Regions from separate parts of the Homo sapiens genome. Here region 2 is linked to region 1. A link is a loop called in an ENCODE intact Hi-C map of the cell type or tissue named here. Cell type or tissue: natural killer cell. All regions are shown on one strand. Each heading gives the region's core, and the rest is flanking DNA. Links, peaks and the distances in the headings are about the cores only. Region 1 overlaps PNPO (pyridoxamine 5'-phosphate oxidase). Region 2 overlaps CBX1 (chromobox 1).

The links. Hi-C counts contacts between places; a loop is a spot of excess contacts. Peaks named below come from ENCODE experiments on the same cell type or tissue, not always from the same donor. Only the 100,000 strongest peaks of a DNase experiment are listed, where the experiment ranks them.
Region 2: a loop joins it to region 1, with 2.6 times the contacts of the local background. A loop is called at or near these places in 6 of 110 quality-filtered maps.

Annotation. Positions count from the first base shown.
Region 1 is chr17:47,946,259-47,954,621 of GRCh38, reverse strand. It overlaps PNPO (pyridoxamine 5'-phosphate oxidase), which reads right to left. Exons shown (of 7, transcript NM_018129.4): 6 at 8,229-8,299; 7 at 5,314-8,008. The coding sequence ends at 7,840. It overlaps PRR15L (proline rich 15 like), which reads left to right. Exons shown (of 2, transcript NM_024320.4): 2 at 1,359-2,655. The coding sequence starts at 1,388. The coding sequence ends at 1,699. Among named protein-coding and RNA genes, the nearest start is that of PRR15L, 7.4 kb to the left of the region's middle. RefSeq lists an enhancer at 4,344-4,573. In natural killer cell, for the core only: CTCF peaks have their summits at 5,017, 5,217 (motif pointing left) and 7,604 (motif pointing right); DNase peaks (open chromatin) are centred at 4,531, 5,181 and 7,531; H3K4me3 peaks cover 399 bases; H3K27ac peaks cover 357 bases.
Region 2 is chr17:48,069,400-48,081,034 of GRCh38, reverse strand. It overlaps CBX1 (chromobox 1), which reads left to right. Exons shown (of 5, transcript NM_001127228.2): 2 at 3,994-4,170; 3 at 4,857-5,034; 4 at 5,935-6,029; 5 at 9,456-10,976. The coding sequence starts at 4,031. The coding sequence ends at 9,600. Among named protein-coding and RNA genes, the nearest start is that of CBX1, 26 kb to the left of the region's middle. In natural killer cell, for the core only: CTCF peaks have their summits at 6,324 and 6,528 (motif pointing right); a DNase peak (open chromatin) is centred at 6,514.

The DNA.
Region 1 (8,363 bases), core at 364-8,363:
CTAGCTCATATAGTACCTTTGTGGAAATTAGTCAAAGGTGAGCCCCCAGGGAAGGCAGCTCCATGGCAGGACACATGGCCTGTGAGTGGAGAAGCCTGGATTTCAGCCCCAAGCCCCACCCTGCAAGGTACAACCTGTGATGACCATGTCTCCCCTGTACTTCTGGGATCCTTCTAACTGCTTTCTGCCTTTTTAGCTCCCCTTCCAACTCCTGTCCTTGTGGAAGCTTGGTGGGGAAAGGGAACCATCCCTTAGTAATTATTCCCATTATCGTAAGTTTTACTTTGCAATGCATGGTTACCTCTGTGGGCAGGGATTAACAGTAGAGCTAAATGCTAGTGCTGGATGGGATGGGTGAGGAAACTGAGGCCCAGAGAGGTGGTGGCTTGCCAGTGGTCATGAGGCTAGGACAGCCCCCAGGACTTCCCACTCCCAGCCTGAGGATCTGACTCCTGCCTTAGGAACAGCCCAGCAGTTACTTTAGCCCTGCTGGTCACCACTGGGAAGTTCAAATTGCTTGGAATGCCACTAATTATATTTAATTTTGTAATGAATTCCAAGCAAAATGCACAGGGTGTTTCCCTCCCTATGCTACCAGTCAATGGTCTGCCCATGCCTGGCAGCAGGGTCTGGTGGTATAGTGGGAAGTTTGGGAAGAGCATCAAAGGCCTGGATGCTGTGTGACTCAGGCAAGCTGTCCACCTGCCTGTGGCCCTGAGGGGCCTGGCAGGAATTATCTCAAAGCTCCTGACAACCCTGCAGGGCAATGGTGTGTGCCTGTCCCACTGCCTCTCTGTCTGGCGAGTGGCTTCCCTGTCTTGACCTTGACTTTGACCCTTTTCTTGTCTCACACTCTCCAAAAGCATTGTGTCACCCCACTGACCTGAATCTTGGGTTTATTCAGCCCTACCTTAAATTCTTTCTTTAATTCTTCTTCTTCTTCTTCTTTCTTTTTTTTTTTTTTTGAGATAGTCTCACTCTGTCACCCAGGCCGGAGTGCAGTGGCATGATCTCAGCTCACTGCAACCTCTGCCTCCCGGGTTCAAGTGGTTTTCCTGCCTCAGCCACCCGAGTAGCTGGGATTACAGGTGCGTGCCACTACGCCCAGCTAATTTTTGTATTTTTAGTAGAGCCGGGATTTCACCATGTTGGCCAGGCCTGTCTTGAACTCCTGGCCTTAGGTGATCCACCTGCCTTGGCCTCCCAAAGTGCCGGGATTATAGGCATGAAGAACCACGCCCAGCCCTTTATTTAATTCTTAAAACAGCCCATGATTAGGAGTCTGCAGCAAGCTGGTCCAAAGGCACCCACCCCCTTTTCCCACTGACCCCTTTGTCTCCCCCACCCTGCTCCAGCAGAAAGCCCCATCCTTGGCTTAGGGAGCGCCATGACGACTGAAATTGGTTGGTGGAAGCTGACTTTCCTCCGGAAAAAGAAATCCACTCCCAAAGTGCTGTATGAGATCCCTGACACCTATGCCCAAACAGAGGGAGATGCAGAACCCCCGAGGCCTGACGCTGGAGGCCCCAACAGCGACTTTAACACCCGCCTGGAGAAGATTGTGGACAAGAGCACAAAGGGCAAGCACGTCAAGGTCTCCAACTCAGGACGCTTCAAGGAGAAGAAGAAAGTGAGAGCCACGCTGGCAGAGAACCCTAACCTCTTTGATGATCACGAGGAAGGACGGTCATCAAAGTGAAGGGCTGAGGAGGGTGCTAGCACCTCTTGGCTCCCTGCCATCAGCCAGATCTGAGACAGGACCTTGCCACGCTGGCCTCTTTGGCCATAGCTGAAGCTGTGGGGCCAGTTGATACCTGCTGGCAGGAAATGGCTGTTTTTTAGGTTTGTATTTATGTGCCGCCACTTTTGTAAGGCCTGGGAGATCCCAGGGTCCTCCACCCTCCCCCTGACCACATACAAAGGCACTCTAGTTCAAGAGTGAAAAGTCTCACCCAGGAGGAACAGCCCTCCTTGAAGCAATGGCAGGGCCAGCAGGGAGGTGGGCATGGCAGGGAATGGAGAGAGTGAGCCAGACAGACTTCACCTCCTTACTGGACACAGGGTCAAGGGCGAGTTTCAATTGCTGCTCCCTTTACTTTCTCTACCTGTGACTACTCCCTGGACCAATCCTGAGGAGGGCACATTTTCCAGAAGCCACGTGATAGGGGCTGGTTTCTGTGGAGCCAGAGGCAGAGACACTGAACTTGAGCTCACCTCCTAACACCGGCAGTAAACTTCCTGGAACTTTGCCCTCAGGTGCGGAGGGGACAGAGGACCCTGGCACTCTGTTAGGGTGCTGTAGAAGACTAGATTGATGGTAGTTTGGCCTGTTAGTTCCTGTTTTGGCCATGACTTTTGCAGATGGCAAGTCACACACCCTCAAAGGGAAGCTACACGGGCCAAATCGGGGGAGTGGGTGGGGAATTTTCTCCTCTCCCTTTCCTACTATAATAGTATTTAAGACATATCAGCTCCAGAGATGAGTCCTGGAGCCTTGAATTTTGTTTAACAAAATAATTGTAGGTTTCTCTCTGTAATAACAACGCTGGAAAGGCAGAGAACCTCTTTTATGCTCATGTCTTGCATTTATTGAGATGACTGTTTCTCATGCCTTTATGTTCCTTCATGTAAGTAAAGTGGACCTTTGTGCTCAAACTGTTCCTTTCAAGCTTCAGGAAGGGTTCCCAGGTGTGACAATGTAGGAACTGGGTCACTAATTTTTACCATCAAACTAGCCTTAGTATGGGGATGGGGCAGCAGAAGGAGCTAGTTACACCTCAGTGGTCAGTTCTCTCCAGTCAACAGAGAGCCCGTCAGGTGCTCTAAGAGAGTAGGGCAGACCTTTGGTGATTGACCCCAAAGTTTCAGTGGTTTGGTTTGGGATTAAGATTCAAACTCGGGCTCTACCCCTTAGTAGCTGGGTGACCTTGGGAACATTTGCTTGTACTCTGAGCCTCAGTTTCCTCTTCTGTAAAAGGGGGCTGAAATAATACCTATCTCATAGGGAGTGGTCAGTATTAAGTGGCCTATGAGAGGTCCCATAGTAAGTGCTCAGTTTAATACTGGTTTCCTTCCCCCTTCCTTTATAAGGAACTCCACCATACCCCACAGCTTTGGTTTAAGAAAAAGGAGAAGGTGGGTATAGTGGCTCAGGCCTGTAATCCTAGCACTTTGGGGGCTGAGGTGGGAGGACTGCTTGAGCCCAGGAGTTTGAGACCAGCCTAGGCAACATAGAGAGACCCCATGTCTAAAAAAAAACCAACCAACAAACAAAAAGTAGCTGACTGTGGTGGCACATGCCTGTAGTCCTATCTACTTGGGAGGCTGAGGTGGGAGGGTTGCTTGAGTCCAGGAGTTCAAGACGACAGTGAGCCATGATTGTGGCACTGCACTACCACCTGGGTGACAGAACTAGGTCTTATCTCTAGGGGAAAAAAAAAATTAATAAATAAGAGATGCTTGGCACGGTGGCTCATGCCTGTAATCCCAGCACTTTGGGAGGCTGAGGCAGGCAGATCACCTGAGGTTGGGAGTTCAAGACCAGCCTGGCCAACATGGAGAAACCCCGTCTCTACTAAAAATACAAAATTAGCCAAGTGTGGTGGCACATACCTGTAATCCCAGCTACTTGGAAGGCTGAGGCAGGAGAATTGCTTGAACCCAGGAGGCCGAGGTTGCGGTGAGCCGAGATAGCTCTATTGCACTCCAGCCTGGGCAACAAGAGCAAAACTCCGTCTCAAAAATAAATAAATAAATAAATAAGAAAGAGGAGAGAAAGCTGTCACTTTATGAGGTTAGGTCCAGCTCTTTCTCAAGCCATAAGAGCTGGGAACTAAAAAAATGTTGGCCAAATCTCTGGAGCTCGTGGTAGAAATACAGGGAGAGACCAAGGTGGCCACTAAACAATGTGGTCCTGCGGCTTCCAGGTCAGCTCCTGGCAGGCTGCTGGGCCACCCCACCCCAGGAGCTGTTGCTCAGGGAATTTATTAGTGAAACAAACAGACCTATACAAGGGAGGCTTTGTTAGGTGCCTCGTCCCAGCCAGGGGGACCTCAAATGATGAGTAAGGGAGACCAGGAGCTGGAGGGATGGAAGTCAGGCTCAGGGGTGCTGCCTTACCCAAAGCCTCTTTCCCCTACCCCGTCCCACTACACAGAACTTTCTAGGGTCTCACCAATTACTCAATCCATGAGGCCTCCACAGAGGATCTCAGACTTTCCCTACACCGCAGCCCTGCCCAGTGTTAATAGCTAACATTTATAGGGTGCTTAAGGCAGGCAGCCCCTAGAACAAGTCCTCCCTAAGGTTGTTCATTTAATCCTATCATCACCTGAGACAGGTGCTGTCATTATCCCCATTTTTCAGACAAGTTGGCTGAGGCTTAGAGGTTAAATCACTCACCCTGGGGGCCAGGCGCTGGCATTGGTACAGCTGGGACTGAAGCCAGAGCCAGCTTGTACATGTGACCACTGTCCCACACAGCCACCTTCCACTCTTGATTCTCATCTGCTACAGGGACAGGAAACTGAAGCTCAGAACAAAGAAAAGCACAGACACCTTCTGCAGAAGGGGAAGTTGGGAGGGGAGGGAGCAACGTCTGGGTCTTAGGATCCTGGGAGGTGAGCATCACTCGAGGGGGCTGGACAAACTCTGGAAGCAGATGGATAAAGCCAACCAGCTTTGAAGCTGAGTGTCCCCTAAGACCCTAGACTACAGGTATCTCCCACATCCGCCCATTCTCGGTTTCCCTGAGGTGGGGGATAAGGATGGCCCCTGGGCCACCAACCTAAGGTTCTAGATAATACTGGCACTGTACTGCCAACTCCTCCAGTATCACCATTACCCCTCTGGGTGAGAGTATCCACAGCCCCTCTGCCCCTTGCATACTGACCCCGGCTCCATCTTCTAGGTAAAGTCCACATATGTTTCTAAGCTGGGTGGCCAGATGGATGTGGGGTAGGTACTAGAAGCCAAAGGGAGATCTGGATGCCCAGGGAAGCAGAGCGAGGCAGCTGCAAGTTTTCATGAGAACAGGGGAAGAGGAGGAACCGAGAGCGCAAATATGTGCGGCAACCGGGAGAGGCTACGGGTTATCGACCACAGTTTCACTGGGACGCGGCCCAAGCCGATGAAGGGGGAGGCCGGCTAGAAGTTGCTTTCACTGCCCGGAAGGGGCCGACCTTGGGCGGCGGGCTCCCCCTACTGGACGTACTGCCTACAAGGTGCAGAGAAGTGAGGGGACAGGAAAGTTGCTTAAATTCCCCAAGTCCCCTCCTTGGGGGTTGAGGGAGACCAGGCCGGGTTGAACATCAATAAAGTGCACGGCTGATAGGCTTTTATTACAGACTGGGGGCGGTAACGGCTGGACAGAGAACGGAAAAGGAACATCTGAGACCAGGCTCAAAGCTAGGGGGTTACACAACCTCCAATAACACAAGGTGAGTGCAGCACTTCTAGACACACACACAGACACACATCACTTACTCATAAACGGCACAGCCTACGGTACAAGAAAAAGGGCAAGGTAGGTAAGGGCACCCAACACCCTCCTGCCTGCAGGGGGCCACAGGGTTAATGTGCCTTCCTGCACGCAGGCTTAAGAGGGATAAACAAGGAGAGGGCTGCCCTTGGAGAAGGCCTGCGGATAATAGTGACTGAGGCACAGGTCCATGCAGGGGAAGGAAGCACAGTTCACAGAGTGGCAAGCTCAGTGCCAGCCAGTGCAAGCAACAGGCAGTTCTTTGATCCTGGCTTAGTCACAGCAAACATTTACCCAGCCTGGCTCTTCTCCATAGCCAGCAGGTTGCTTGCTCATCCAGTCTGTCCCTGGTTAGCGGGCATGTGCTCAAGGAGAACAAACACAGTTCAGCACAGGACTCAGCTGAGGGTCACTAAAGGATCATAGACTGTGAGGGTGGGAGGTCTTGGTTTAGAGGTTGAGTCTAGTGCAGCTGATCACCTGGGGTCTAGTGAAAATGCAGGGTCAGATTCAGTGGGTCTGGGGTCTGAATCTCTAAGGCGCTGCCAAGTGATGCTGATGCTCCTGGCTTGTGGACCACCCTGTGTATAGCAAAGCTCTAGACTAGGAGGTCTCAACCTTGGCTGCACAGAATTATCTGGGGAGTTTTTAAATTTCCCAGTGCCCAGGCTGCATTCATATCATAGTAGAGACAGGGTTTTGCCATGCTGGCCAGGCTGGTTCAATCATCTCTGAGGGTGGGACCCAGGCATCAGGGTTTTTTAAGCTCCCCAGGTAATTCCAGTGTGGGGGAAAAACCAATGAACTAGGAATTATCAGCAGAGGTGGGGAGTAAGAAAAGCAGATACGTGAGTAGTCTGAAAAACATAATCTCTATAATCATTTAATTTTTCTTTTTGGAAAATGTATGTATACATACACACAGTTTCCATAAAAAAACATAGATAGTAAAGCTGATTAAAATCTTCCTGTCCTATTGGTACCAGCACATGAAGCCCTTCTACAAAATTCCTGACGGACTGGGAATAAAAATTCCTAGTGACAGCCCACTCCTTCTCAGGCAGGTGTGATTGTTTGAAATCTCTCCCAATATTGAGATGAAACCTGCTTCCCTGTAACTTCCCTGTAATTCTGTGGGTCCCTTGTAGCCACAGAGAAGGCAGCAATCAGTAGGGGAAGTGCTATAAAAATATACTATCCCGGCCAAGCGTGGTGGCTCATGTCTGTAATCCCAGCACTTTGGGAGGCCAAGGCGGGCAGATCACTTTAGGTCAGGAGTTGGAGACCAGCCTGGCCAACATAATGAAACCCCGTCTCGCTGGGTGTGGTGGCTCATGCCTGTAATCCCAGCACTTTGGGAGGCTGAGGTGGGTGGATCACAAGGTCAAGAGATGGAGACAATCCTGGCCAACATGGTGAAACCCCATCTCTACTAAAAATACAAAAATTAGTTGGGTGTGGTGGCGTGTGCCTGTAGTCCCAGCTACTTGGGAGGCTGAGGCAGGAGAATTGCTTGAACCTGGGAGGCAGAGGTTGCAGTGAGCCAAGATCACACCACTGCACTCCAGCCTGGGTGACAGAGTGAGACTCCATCTCAAAAAAAAAAAAGAAAAGAAAAAAGAAAAAAAGAAAAAAAAAAGTCCTATCCGTAAATGAGTTAGTTAAGTTGTAATCAACAGAAATAGATTCTAGCTAGATTAAGTAAAAAAAAAAAAAAGAGAGAGAGAGACTTTACAGAGATAGTGGGGTGTTTTAAGGCAGGGGGAGGAACTGCACAGCCCAGACCTGGGAGGGAGGGATCCAGGGAAGGAGAGATCCTGGGAATTGCAATAGCAGCAGGCAGAGGCTTTTGGTTCCTATTGTTTCCTGGCTGCTATGAATGACTTGGCTTTAATGACTCCCAAGGTTCTGGATCTCTCCAGTTCAAATTTCAAATTATTGACAAAACAATCTGATTGGCCAGGTTGGCTCAGGTGCATATGCTAGGACTAAGCTTTGGCCAGTATGACTCACATGGTAACAGACAGGGCTGCTGGGGCCCTGTCTGTCACCAGAAAGGGAGTCACACCGGCTGCTACCCCTAGAGGGAGCTATCCTAATCAATCATAGGCAAGGTCAAAAAAATAATTATGGAATTATTTTCCATTTGTGATTCTCTACGCCACCATTACACTCCACTTGACCAGCTAACTGAGAACCAACTGAGTACAGAGAACTTAGAGGATTAGCTCTGAAGAGTCCTGAAGATAAGGGGTAGGGAGGGAAATGGGTTGAGTTTAGAAAGAAGGGCCTGGGTCCCAATCCCACACCCTCTCTTGACACCTAGCCCTAGCTCCACTCTGGGCCAGCAGGTCCCAGAGTTAAGGTGCAAGTCTCTCATAGAGCCAGTCTTCCTCCCCGCGGTGGGTCATGGGCCCCAAAGGGGAATCTCCTGTGGGTAGGCCCCGCCGAAAGACTATCCGGTCATGCAGGCGGTTGGTTTGACCTTGCCAGAACTCCATCACCTGAGGGTACAGGACATAGCCACCCCTATAAGGAGAAGCAGAGGTTTCAGTGCTCTGTGGAGTTTTCTAGCCAGGTCACTCTCCCACCCTCACCCCTCATCCCAGGGCCTCTTGAAGGAAGTTGCTGGGATGCATCTGACAAGGGTGGCCAGGGAGGAGGAGATCTGTGATTCCCCAGGCAGGTGGCTTCAAGTAAACACAGGGGCCTGGTGTCCCTTTCTAGAGGACTACCAGATGTCACTCACCAGGATTTTGGCTTGGGCACCTCTTGATCCTGGTAGAGCTGTTCCAGTTCCTCATTTTTCTTTCTCAGATACTGTCCAGGGGGAAGAGTTAGAAGAAGGGCCAGGCCCAGTCAATGATTCATTAACAAGGACTTC
Region 2 (11,635 bases), core at 1,960-9,959, 120 kb before region 1:
TTTCAAAAAGAAATGCTATTTATTTTTCTAAGACAAATTTTATATATATATATATATATATATATATATATATATATATATATTTTTTTTTTTTTTTTTTTTTTTTTTTTTTTTTGAGATGGAGTCTCGCTCTGTCACCAGGCTGGAGTGCAGTGGCGCGATCTCGGCTCACTGCAACCTCCGCCTCCCGGGTTCAAGCAATTCTCCTGCCTCAGCCTCCCGAGTAGCTGGCACTACAGGCGAGCGCCACCATACCCAGCTAATTTTTATACTTTTAGTAGAGATGGGGTTTCGCCATATTGGCCAAGCTGGTCTCGAACTCCTGACCTTGTGATCTGCCTGCCTCAGTCTCCCAAAGTGCTGGGATTACAGGCGTGAACCACCGCACCCAGCCTTGTAGATGGACTCTAAGTGCATTCTGTCTATACATGCCAGTTTTACAGTGTTTAGAAAACTTAATGATTACACTAAGTAAGCTTCCTTTCCTAAGGATGCTAGGAATAACCAGTTTAACCTCAAATTGGTATTATTTTAAACTCAAGCGGAGACGTAACTCTTCCTTGTCTTGGATTACCTGCCATCCAGGTAATTCTTTGGCCAGTTTTGTTGATCAATTTTGTTTCATTGATACAGTGCCATCTACTGACAAAAATTGGTAATCATAAGGCTTTAAGTCTGTCAGAAGTCAAAGAGTTGGGTCCGGGCACGGTAGCTCATGCCTGTTAATTCCAGAGTTTTGGGAAACCAAAACGGGCAGATCACTTGAGGTCAGGAGTTCGAGACCAGCCTGGCCAACATGCTGAAACCCCATCTCTACTAAATATACAAAAATCAACTGGGCCTGGTGGCAGGTGCCTGTAGTCCTAGCTACTCAGGAGGCTGAGGCATGAGAATCACTTGAACCCTAGAGGCGTAGGTGAGCCGAGATAGCACCATTGCACTGCAGCCTGGGCGACAGAGGGAGACTGTGTCCCCCTCCCCCAAAAAAGTCAAATTTGGATGAAGGACTAAATAAAATAGATTTATAAGGGACTAAAATTTCAACACTGGAAAAACCCTTAGATGTTACCTAGCTTGATGATGTATTTTATAAAGGAGTAAACTCAGATTCTATTATCTTTGATAACTACAGTTCTGTTTTCCCCACACTTGTTTTCCAAATTTTTACAGGGTTCCAGTTTAGAGAATTTCATGATCATTCTGGCATTTTTATGACTCTTCCTTAGTTTTTAGAAATAAATTGGAGGCCAGGTGTGATGGCTTATGTCTGTAATCCCAGTAGGAGGCTGAGGTGGGAGGATCACTTGAGCCTGGGAGTTTGAAACAAGCCTGGGCAACATATTGAGAACTTGTCTCTACTAAAAATTTAAAAAATTAGCCAGGCATGGTGGCGCACACCTGTGGTTCCAGCTACTCAGGAGACTGAGGCAGCGGGATCACTTGAGCCCAGGAGGTCAAAGCTGCAATGAGCCATAATTACTTCACTGCATTCCATCCTAGGTGATAGAGTGAGACACTGTCTCAAAAAAGAAAAAAAGTTGTAAAATAAACTAAATACAATAAGTTAACAAGAAATTTGTGAATCGTAAGTTCAATTCAGAAAAGACTGCATAAAGAACAAGAGAACATGGCTGGGCACAGTGGCTCATGCCTGTAATCCCAGCACTTTGGGAGGCCATGGCGGGTGGATCACTTGAGGTCAGGAGTTCGAGACCAGCTTGGCCAACATGGCGAATCCCTGTCTCTACTAAAAAAACAAAAACTAGCTGGGCATGGTGGCACACACCTGTAGTCCCAGCTACTCAGGAGGCTGAGGCAAAAGAATCACTTGAACCCAGGTGGCGGAGGTTGCAGTGAGCCAAGACTGTGCCACTGCACTCCAGCCCGGCTGGAGTGAGACTCCATCTCAAAGAGGGGGAGGTGCGGGGCCGGGGCTGGAGCTGGGTTCGGTGGCTCACGCCTGTAATCCCAGCACTTTGGGAGGCCAGCACGGGTGAATCACGAAGTCACGAGTTTGAGACCAGCCTGGCAGCTTGACCAACGTTGGTGAAACCCTGTCTCTGCTAAAAATACAAAAATTAGCCGGGCGTGGTAGCTCACACCTGTAGTCCCAGCTACTCAGGAGGCTGAGACAGGAGAATCACTTGAACCCGGGAGGCAGAGGTTGCAGTGAGCCGAGATTGTGCCACTGCACTCCAGCCTGGGCTGGAGTGAGACTCCGTCTCAAAAAAAAAAAAAAAAAAAAAAGTCCAGGCACGGTGGCTCACGCTTGTAATCCCAGCACTTTGGAAAGCCAAGGCAGGCAAATCACGAGGTCAGGAGTTGAAGACCAGCCTGGCCAACGTGGTTAAACCCCGTCTCTTCTAAAAATATAGAAATTAGCCAGGCGTAATGGCGGGCACCTGTAAAACCAACTACTCGGGAGGTGGAGGCAGGAGAATCGCTTGAACCCGGGAGGCAGAGGTTGCAGTAAATTGAGATCACACCATTGCACTCCAGCCCAGCTCACAGAGTTGAGACTCCGTCTCAAAAAGACAAAAACAGACTGGGCATGGTGGCTCAGCTCTGTAATCCCAGCACTTTGGGAGGCCGAGGCAGGCGGATCATGAGGTCAGGAGATCGAGACCATCCTGGCTAACATGGTGAAACCCCGTCTCTACTAAAAATACAAAAAATTAGCTGGGCGTGGTGGCGGGCGCCGGTAGTCACAGCTACTCAGGAGGCTGAGGCAGGAAAATGGTGTGAACCCAGGAGGCGGAGCTTGCAGTGAGCTGAGATTGCACCACTGCACTCCAGCCTGGGGGCAGAGCAAGACTCCATCTCAAAAAAAAAAAACAAATTCAAATCCAGTACTTTGATGAAAAGGAAAACTTGGAATAGGAGAAAGTATGAGTCAGAGAGTAATATGTAAGTTTTATTGATATGTGCACATTTTTAGGAGGACTGCTTTTCTTTTTTTTTTGAGACAGTGTCTCACTCTGTTGCCCAGGCTGGAGTACAGTCGTGCGATCTTGGCTCACGACTGGCTAATTTTTGTATTTTTAGTAGGGACAGGGTCTCGCCATGTTGGCCAGGATGGTCTTGAACCCCTGACCTCAGGTGATCTGCCCGCCTCGGCCTCCCAAAGTGCTAGAATTATAGGTGTGAGCCACTGCACCCAGCCTTTCAATTTAATGCAATATTTTAGCTACCGTGCTCTTTTACAACGGTTTTTTTGTGAAGATGGAGTCTTGCTGTGTTGCCTAGGCTGGTCACACACTACTGGGCTTCAGGAATTCTCCCACTTGGGCCTTCCAAAATGCTGGGATTGCAGATGTGAGCCTGCACGCCTGGCCCTAGCTACCATGCTTTATGGTAAAAGGAGTATTGGGAGCCTTTTAAAATTACCAAGAATGGGTATAAAAGTTTTAAATGGATACACAAGAATAAAGAAGTTTGCTGTGAAGGCCAGGCGTGGTGGCTCATGCCTGTAATTCCAACACTTTGGGAGGCCGAGGCAGGTGGATCACCTGAGGTCAGGAGTTCGAGACCAACCTGGCCAACACATAGTGAAATCCCGTCTCTACTAAAAAAAAAAAAACAAAAAAAACAAAAAAAAAAACAACAAAAATTAGCTGGGCTTGGTGGCACACGCCTGTAGTCCCAGCTGCTTGGGAAGCTGAGGCAGGAGAATCGCTTGAACCCAGGAGGCGGAGGTTGCAGTAAGCCGAGATTGCGCCACTTTGCACTCCAGCCTGGGCAACAGAGCAAGACTCCGTCTCTCAAAAAAAAAAAAAAAGTTTGCTGTAAGATTAATTGGGGCTGTTTTATGAGCTTTCTGGCTGGACATATCAGAAAACTATTTTGTATCGAGTGTGAGAAGAAGCCTAACACTTACTATAAGCAGCATACAATATTATCACCTGTCATGTCCCTGGTTTTCTTACCATCCAGATATTATCTAACCAATAAGAGTGCTCCCTAATGCCCTTTTTATTTCATTTATCATTTTAGCAGCGTCACCCTTTACACCAGAAAGCTGGCGGGCACTATGGGGAAAAAACAAAACAAGAAGAAAGTGGAGGAGGTGCTAGAAGAGGAGGAAGAGGAATATGTGGTGGAAAAAGTTCTCGACCGTCGAGTGGTAAAGGGCAAAGTGGAGTACCTCCTAAAGTGGAAGGGATTCTCAGAGTAAGTTTCACTGACACAGGTAAATGTAGCCACCACGTGTTTATCAGGAGTCTAGAGATGTATGAGACCTCCAGTGCTATGATGGATACAGTGTGACTCAGTCCCCACCTTCATGGCTTATTGTTTAATTAGGAATATGGCCTACTGCTTATAATACAAAGCAGAATGACTTCTTTTTAAAAATTATTTCTTTTGAGACGAGGTCTCGCTCTGTCACCCAGGCTGGAGTACAGTGGTGCAGTCATAGCTCGCTGCAGCCTCAACCTCCCAGGCTCAAGGTATCCTCCCACCTCAGCCTTCTAAGTAGCTGGTACCACAGGCATGCACCACCATGTCTCGCTTAGTTGCCCAGGTTTGTCTCTTAACTCCTGGCCTCAAGCAGTCCTCCCACCTGGGCCTCCCAAAGTGTTGGGACTACAAGCATGAGCCACTGTACCCAGCCCATAGTGATTGCTGAGAAACAGTTTTGTGTGTGGCTACAGACCAATTTAAATTGACAAATAAAAGTCATTTGCCTTTGAAGGAAGCCAGTTTCTTAGCTTTCTATTTATACTAAAAAGCTTCCCCATTCCCCAAGAATTTCAGCTTTTCCATAGACATCTGAGGTCTTGTCCTCTTACGATTATCCTTAGTATGAGTATACTTATTTGAGTGAAAGTGTGACTTGCTGTGCCCTCTGGTTTCAGTGAGGACAACACATGGGAGCCAGAAGAGAACCTGGATTGCCCCGACCTCATTGCTGAGTTTCTGCAGTCACAGAAAACAGCACATGAGACAGATAAATCAGAGGGAGGCAAGCGCAAAGCTGATTCTGATTCTGAAGATAAGGGAGAGGAGAGCAAACCAAAGAAGAAGAAAGAAGAGGTAAGAATAGAAGTAAGAATTTTTACTAGCCCACAATTCAAACTACTGTCAAAGTAGTTTTGTTCTGCTTCTTCCCTGATATTAGCAGCTGTCTCTTCTTAGTCCTGAAATCTTAGGTAGGCTAATGCCTACAAAGTGAGAGTGTACTGTCATGAAGCCACATGATCTCTTACTTTTTATCCATGGTACAGGAGCAGTAAATGGAAAACTTGCTGGGGACAGATATAAGGGCAAGTGAATTCATTCTTGTAAAAAATAGTTTTCAATATTTAATCATTAAAGGTGTGAGGTGGCTATTTTGACTTAATCAGTATCTTAAAGTAAGTTGTTTTTTGAGAGTGAAGAGATAGTTGTAAACATTGATTTTGCTTGGGCTGTATGTCCCTTTTCACATAGGGAAAATCTCATGCGCTTCAGACATTGATGAATAATCACTCCAAAGGATTCTAACAGCTCTCTTACTTGAGCCAAGGTATTGGTGAAATATTGGCAAAAGAGTTTGTGATTGGGCCGGGCACGGTGGCTCACACCTGTAATCCCAGCCCCTTGGGAGGCCGAGGCGGGCGGATCACAAGGTCAGGAGATCAAGACCATCCTGACTAACACGGAGAAACTGGGTCTCTACTAAAAATACAAAAAATTAGCTGACGTGGTGGCATGTGCCTGTGGTCCCAGCTACTTGGGAGGCTGAGGCAGGAGAATCACTTGAACCTGGGAGGCAGAGGCTGCAGTGAGCCGAGATCGCACCACTGCACTCCAGCCTGGGCGACAGAGTGAGATTCCGTCTCAAAAAAAAAAAAAAAGAGTTTGTGATTACATTAATCAGAGACACAGGAATGGTTCCAGTCTGGATAATAGTCCCATATAGATAAAATTGTTCTACCCATCTTGTTTTTACAGTCAGAAAAGCCACGAGGCTTTGCTCGAGGTTTGGAGCCGGAGCGGATTATTGGAGCTACAGACTCCAGTGGAGAGCTCATGTTCCTGATGAAATGGTGAGTCGGCCAGTGGCTCTGTGTGGTTGTTTTTTTTCTTCTCCCATTGGTTTCATGCCAGAGGAAAAGAGCTGGACCTTCGAAATTCCAATCACCCAAGTGTGAAATTGTTAAGATGGCATAGTCCTTCGATAGTGACCCTCGGCCTGACTGCCACCCTGGACTCATGAGTTACAGGTAGGAGCCCTTAGGAATCTTGGGTCTTTGCCCATATTTTTAGGAGGTGGGAGACAATCTAGAGTGGAAAGAGTGTGGGAAGGAATTACATTTCACTTCTGTAAATAAAGGGGGAGAAAATGAAATGTGATTGGACCACCCTCTCCTTCTACCACCTCCTTAATAAAGATGAGGCTGGCCCCAGAATCAGAAATTCTGCTAAATTCTCAGGGTTAGGAAAGAATCTGTAGTTCTTCCTTTTGTCCTTAATTGTTGGATCCCTTTCAATTTGTGCAGATTCTACAATTACAGGATCAGCCAGCAGGGGTCAGCAAGGCTCCTTAACTGCTATCAAGCATAGAGCAAGCCTGCTTTTTTCCATTATGAGTATAAATACCAGTGATAGTAATACTCCATGAAACAGCCTAATGAAGATAGTTATCCCAACAATCTCTGTAATTTTCCTACTCTGTCAAAAGAAGGCCATTCTTCCTATTTCTTGCTCATTCTCCCCACAAAGTGGATCTCAATGATTGTATTTAAAATTTGGAAGGAATAATTCTAAGCCATTGCCAATGAAGGCAGCATTCTAGAAACTTTGTCCTTTAAAACACACACACACACACACAGTCTATGGAGCTTTGTCCTTTTGTCAGTCCAGAACTTACTCTGAAACTCGTGTCTGTACTAATTATCCTCTTTTACAGTATGGCTGGAGGGGCCTAACTTTAGCACCACTGAAAGCCAGAGTCACAACTAACTAACCTATTCTCTTCTATGTATTCCCTAGGCAGTTACTGGAGCTGCCCCTCTTTTAGCTGATTTATTGTTAACCTATAAGAGAAAAGTTCATTTTTAAGATGCTGCTTATTGGGTGGGAGAAGTTATACTGTGAGTTACTCAGTTTAGCTAGAATATACTTTTTCTGCATGTGACCAGTGTGAGTTACAGTAGTATCTCCATATTGCTTAAGATTGTACTCCTTTGGTTGACTCACTACTGTCTTTTTTTTTTTTTTTTTTTTTGAGACAGTCTCACTCTTTCGCCCAGGCTGGAGTGCAGTGGCACGATCTCAGCTCACTGCAACCTCCGCCCCTCCGGGTTCAATGATTCTTCTGCCTCAGCCTCTCAAGTAGCTGGGATTACAGGCATGTGCTACCACGCCTGGCTGATTTTTGTATTTTTCATAGAGATGGGGTTTCACCATGTTGGCCAGGCTGGTCTCAAACTCCTGACCTCAGGTGATCCACCCACCTCAGCCTCCCAAGGTGCTAGGATTACAGGCGTGAGCCACTGCACCTGGCCGACTCACTGCTGTCTACAGGTTAAAACTGGATTTGATTATAAGACAAAGTACATTTTAAAAAGTTATTTTACTGGAGAATAGAGATTTTTGTATATTTCTAAAAGTAGTAAATATTTCTGGGGAGTGAAATGACTAAATTTAACTCAGAGGGTGTTGTTCAGCTGTCAGCAAATGGCAGCATGCTTCAGATTCCCATTTCCCTCCCATTCTCTTGGGTCCATTGTTCAAAAACATACATTATCAGCTTACTCTTCTGCTCTATGGGACTATGTGGCTCTGATTTCCTGTTATTAAGGTTCTAGAGATTTGGGGTGGTGCTTTGTCAGAGATGTCATCAGGTGTCTCCTGCTTGCTTTACGCTACTGCTTCTGTCTAGGACATTCCTAATAACCTGAAGATAAGAGTTTGTTTTTTTTTTAAATGAGACAGAGTCTCGCTCTGTCACCCAGGCTGAAGTGCAGTGAGGCGATCTCTGTTCACTACAACCTCCACCTCCCAGGTTCAAGCGATTCTTGTGCCTCAGCCTCCCGAATAGTTGGGATTACAGGCGCACGCCACCATGCCTGGCTAATTTTTGTATTTTTAGTAGCAACACGGTTTTGCCATGTTGACCAGGCTGGTCTTGAACTCCTGGGCCTGCCCACCTTGGCCTCCCAAAGTGCTGGGATTATAGGCGTGAGCTACTGCTCCCTGCCTAAGAGTTTACTCCTAATTCCCTTATAATGTGTATGATTTTCAAATTTTGAAAACTTTTTTTTTTTGAGACAGAGTCTCACTCTGTCGCCCAGGCTGGAGTGCAGTGGCATGATCTCGGCTCACTGCAAGCTCTGCCTCCCAGTTTCACGCCATTCTCCTGCCTCAGCCTCCCAAGTAGCTGGGACTACAGGTGCCTGCCACCACACCAGGCTAATTTTTGTATTTTTAGTAGAGACAGGGTTTCACCGTGTTAGCCAGGATGGTCTCGATCTGACCTCGTGATCCACCTGCCTCGGCTTCCCAAAGTGCTGGGATTACAGGTGTGAGCCACTGCGGCCAGCCACTTGAAAACATTTTAAAATTCAGAAAACTACAGCTCCCTCATTTTCTACTCCCGATGTTGAAACATCATTTCAAAGCACCTGGAAGTTATGCGAGGATAGCATTTGGAAGTGTCAGTGTAATTACGATTATGCAAAAAGTGTCCATCTTCATTTGCTCTGGCCAATGCCAGATGTGGTATTTAATCCTATTACGGGCCGGGCGAGGTGGCTCATGCCTGTAATCCCAACACTTTGGGAGGCTGAGGCAGGTGGATCACCTGATGTCAGGAGTTCAAGATGAGCCTGGCCAACATCTTTAGTAGAGATGGCAAAACCCCATCTCTACTAAAAATACAAAAATTAGCTGGGTGTGGTGGCGCACACCTATAATTCCAGCTATTAGGGGAGGCTGAGGCAGGAAAATCGCTTGAACCCAGGAGGTGGAGGTTGTGGTGATCCGAGATCATGCCACTGCACTCCAGGCTGGGCAACAGAGTGAGATTCTGTCTCAAAAAAAAAAAAAAAAAAATCCTATTACAAAGCCAAGATTTCTCCATGGGTTCTTATCAGCTGGGATATGGCTTTTGGAGGAGTGTGGTAACTTCTCTTCCCTCAGAGAATCTAGGTATCCTCTCTTCCCTCAGAGAATCTAGAGAGTCATGCTTTTTGGGGCCTTGCCCAGATGTTCAGATGTGATTGGTTAAGTCCATTGACCTGGCTTTTGACATACACGAATCCCCAGAGGGAATTTTCAACAGGAGAGTTAACTCTGAGGATGTCACTTGACATACAATTGCCAGTAAATGCTGCTTGGGCCACGTTTTCATTGTTCCCTAGCCTATTTTTCTAAAATTACCATTTTTAAAGCACTGTCCCCTGGGTTATCCAACTTAGGATAGACCACCAGCACCTGGTCTCAAAGTCTCTCTTTGCTTTATTCTGCAGGAAAAACTCTGATGAGGCTGACCTGGTCCCTGCCAAGGAAGCCAATGTCAAGTGCCCACAGGTTGTCATATCCTTCTATGAGGAAAGGCTGACGTGGCATTCCTACCCCTCGGAGGATGATGACAAAAAAGATGACAAGAACTAACGCTCCTGAGTACCAGCCCCTGTCACATCTGACTGTGGGTTTCAAGTGGGAAGGGAAGGAGTTCTACTTGTCTTGACACCATAGAGGTGGCTTGAGAAGATGTCCTTTGAAGAGCCAGTATAGTTTCTGTGCCCTGCAGCAGCCCAAGTGCTTTAAAGCCGTTTCAAGCTGTATAGTTTGCACACCCATCCCAGTGGAGGGGAAAGGGGATAAGTGTTTCAAGGCAACCTTTTCTGCACTTTGCTGCGAAAAGCAAAGGGCCTTCTATGAAGGACAAAACTTGCAGAATTGGGTGTGTGGGAGAGCAAAAAAATACTGTAGATCTTCAAAGAGCATCTCCACAACCCACAGCCTTCTTCCCAATAGTGTTAACTCTGCATTTTTACAGCGTAGCATGTGTGTAGTTTTTGGCTATTACTGGTGTATTATTTGGGGGAGGGAGGGATGGGGAGGGGAGAAAGGGAGATGGGTAGCATCATTTTGATTAACATTTGGGGCCTGATAGGGGAAATGGTGAAGCAATGGAAAAGAACAGACAACTAATGATTTGCTTCTATGTCCAGAATATTTTACCTTTAAAAAAATGTCATTGGCACCATAAATAAGGACTGTGAGAGACTGTTTAAAAGCTGTGAAAGTCTGAAACCTATAAGCCAAGGTGTTCCCTGCCTAAACTTATTGCTGTTCCCACAAAGGACTAAGCCTGTTCATAAGTTACCAAAGTTGCCATTTTGGAGATGGAAATTGACGAGGAGGGAAGGTCTTTTATTGGAGAGTATACAGTACAAGCAGATCATTCTGCCTTAGAGGTGCTAATTCCCGAAATTAGAAGACCCTTTCTTTTCCAGTAACGAAGTTATAAATATCAGCTTGTTCATCCAAGCCACTGGCTGAGGTGTTAGGAAGAGGAAGAGGGTGGTAGAGGAGGTAAGACAGTAGGGAAAGACAAGGGCCCATGCTCTTAGTGGGGAAAACTCTTGGAGCCGTTTACTTTGAGCTTTGAACACTGAAACCATTGTTGGCAGGGTTCAGTCACTGACAGCACAAGTTTCACTGAATTGATCCAAGAGTTTAGTGATTTCAAAAGCCTTGGTCTCAGGAGAAGATTAAACTTTCATATTGGGCAGTGGTTCACTTTAAAACACACACATACACACACAAAACAATTTTTTAAGAAATCCTAATAAGTAACATACCCAAAATGCTCTGTCTTGAGTCATGAGAACCATCAGTTCTTGATATTGTCTAGACTTGCATCTAGAGCTACGTTGTAAAATTCTTTTAGGCATGTGTTAGATTTCTGTGTAAACTTTGTTTAAATGTAAACTTCATACTACATTGTCAGTTTTTGTCTTAATAAAACTATAGATTTATAATCCCTGATTTCTGTCTTAAGTCTTACCAGGAACCCTTCTTGCCTTATAGGTTCAGCCTGTTGGAAATGGCTTCCTCACTTGAATGGTTTTATTTCTTGAACACTGTAGGCTTGAAAATCTAGTGCCTGGCCTGAATCTTTAAGTGGTCACACCATGTTAATTTAGTAAATACTTACTGGGCATTTATCAGTTGCTGCAGAGGTTGTAAAGATGGTCGCATCATGCTGTCTTCAGTACTGCCAAAAGTTTATTGAGCACTCTGACCTGATAGCACTTCCAAACTATGGTATATTTGGAAACATGGGTTTTTAAGTTAGGTTTAGATCCTGCCTATGGTATGTAATAGATTATATGACCTTGGCTAAAATCTACTTCTCCAAAATTTTCCAGGAATTTGGCCCTGTGTTTGCGCACTGATTTAAAACGTCATTTTCTGCCTATGATTTTTTTTTTTTTTTTTTGAGATGGAGTCTTGCTGTCACCCAGGCTGGAGTACAGTGGTGTGATCTCGGCTCACTACAACCTCTGCCTCCCAGGTTCAAGCGATTCTCCTGCCTCAGCCTCCAGAGTAGCTGGGACTACAGGCGCGTGCCACCACACTTGGCTAATTTTTAAATTTTTTTAGTAGAGATGGGGTTTTGCCATGTTGGCCAGGCTGG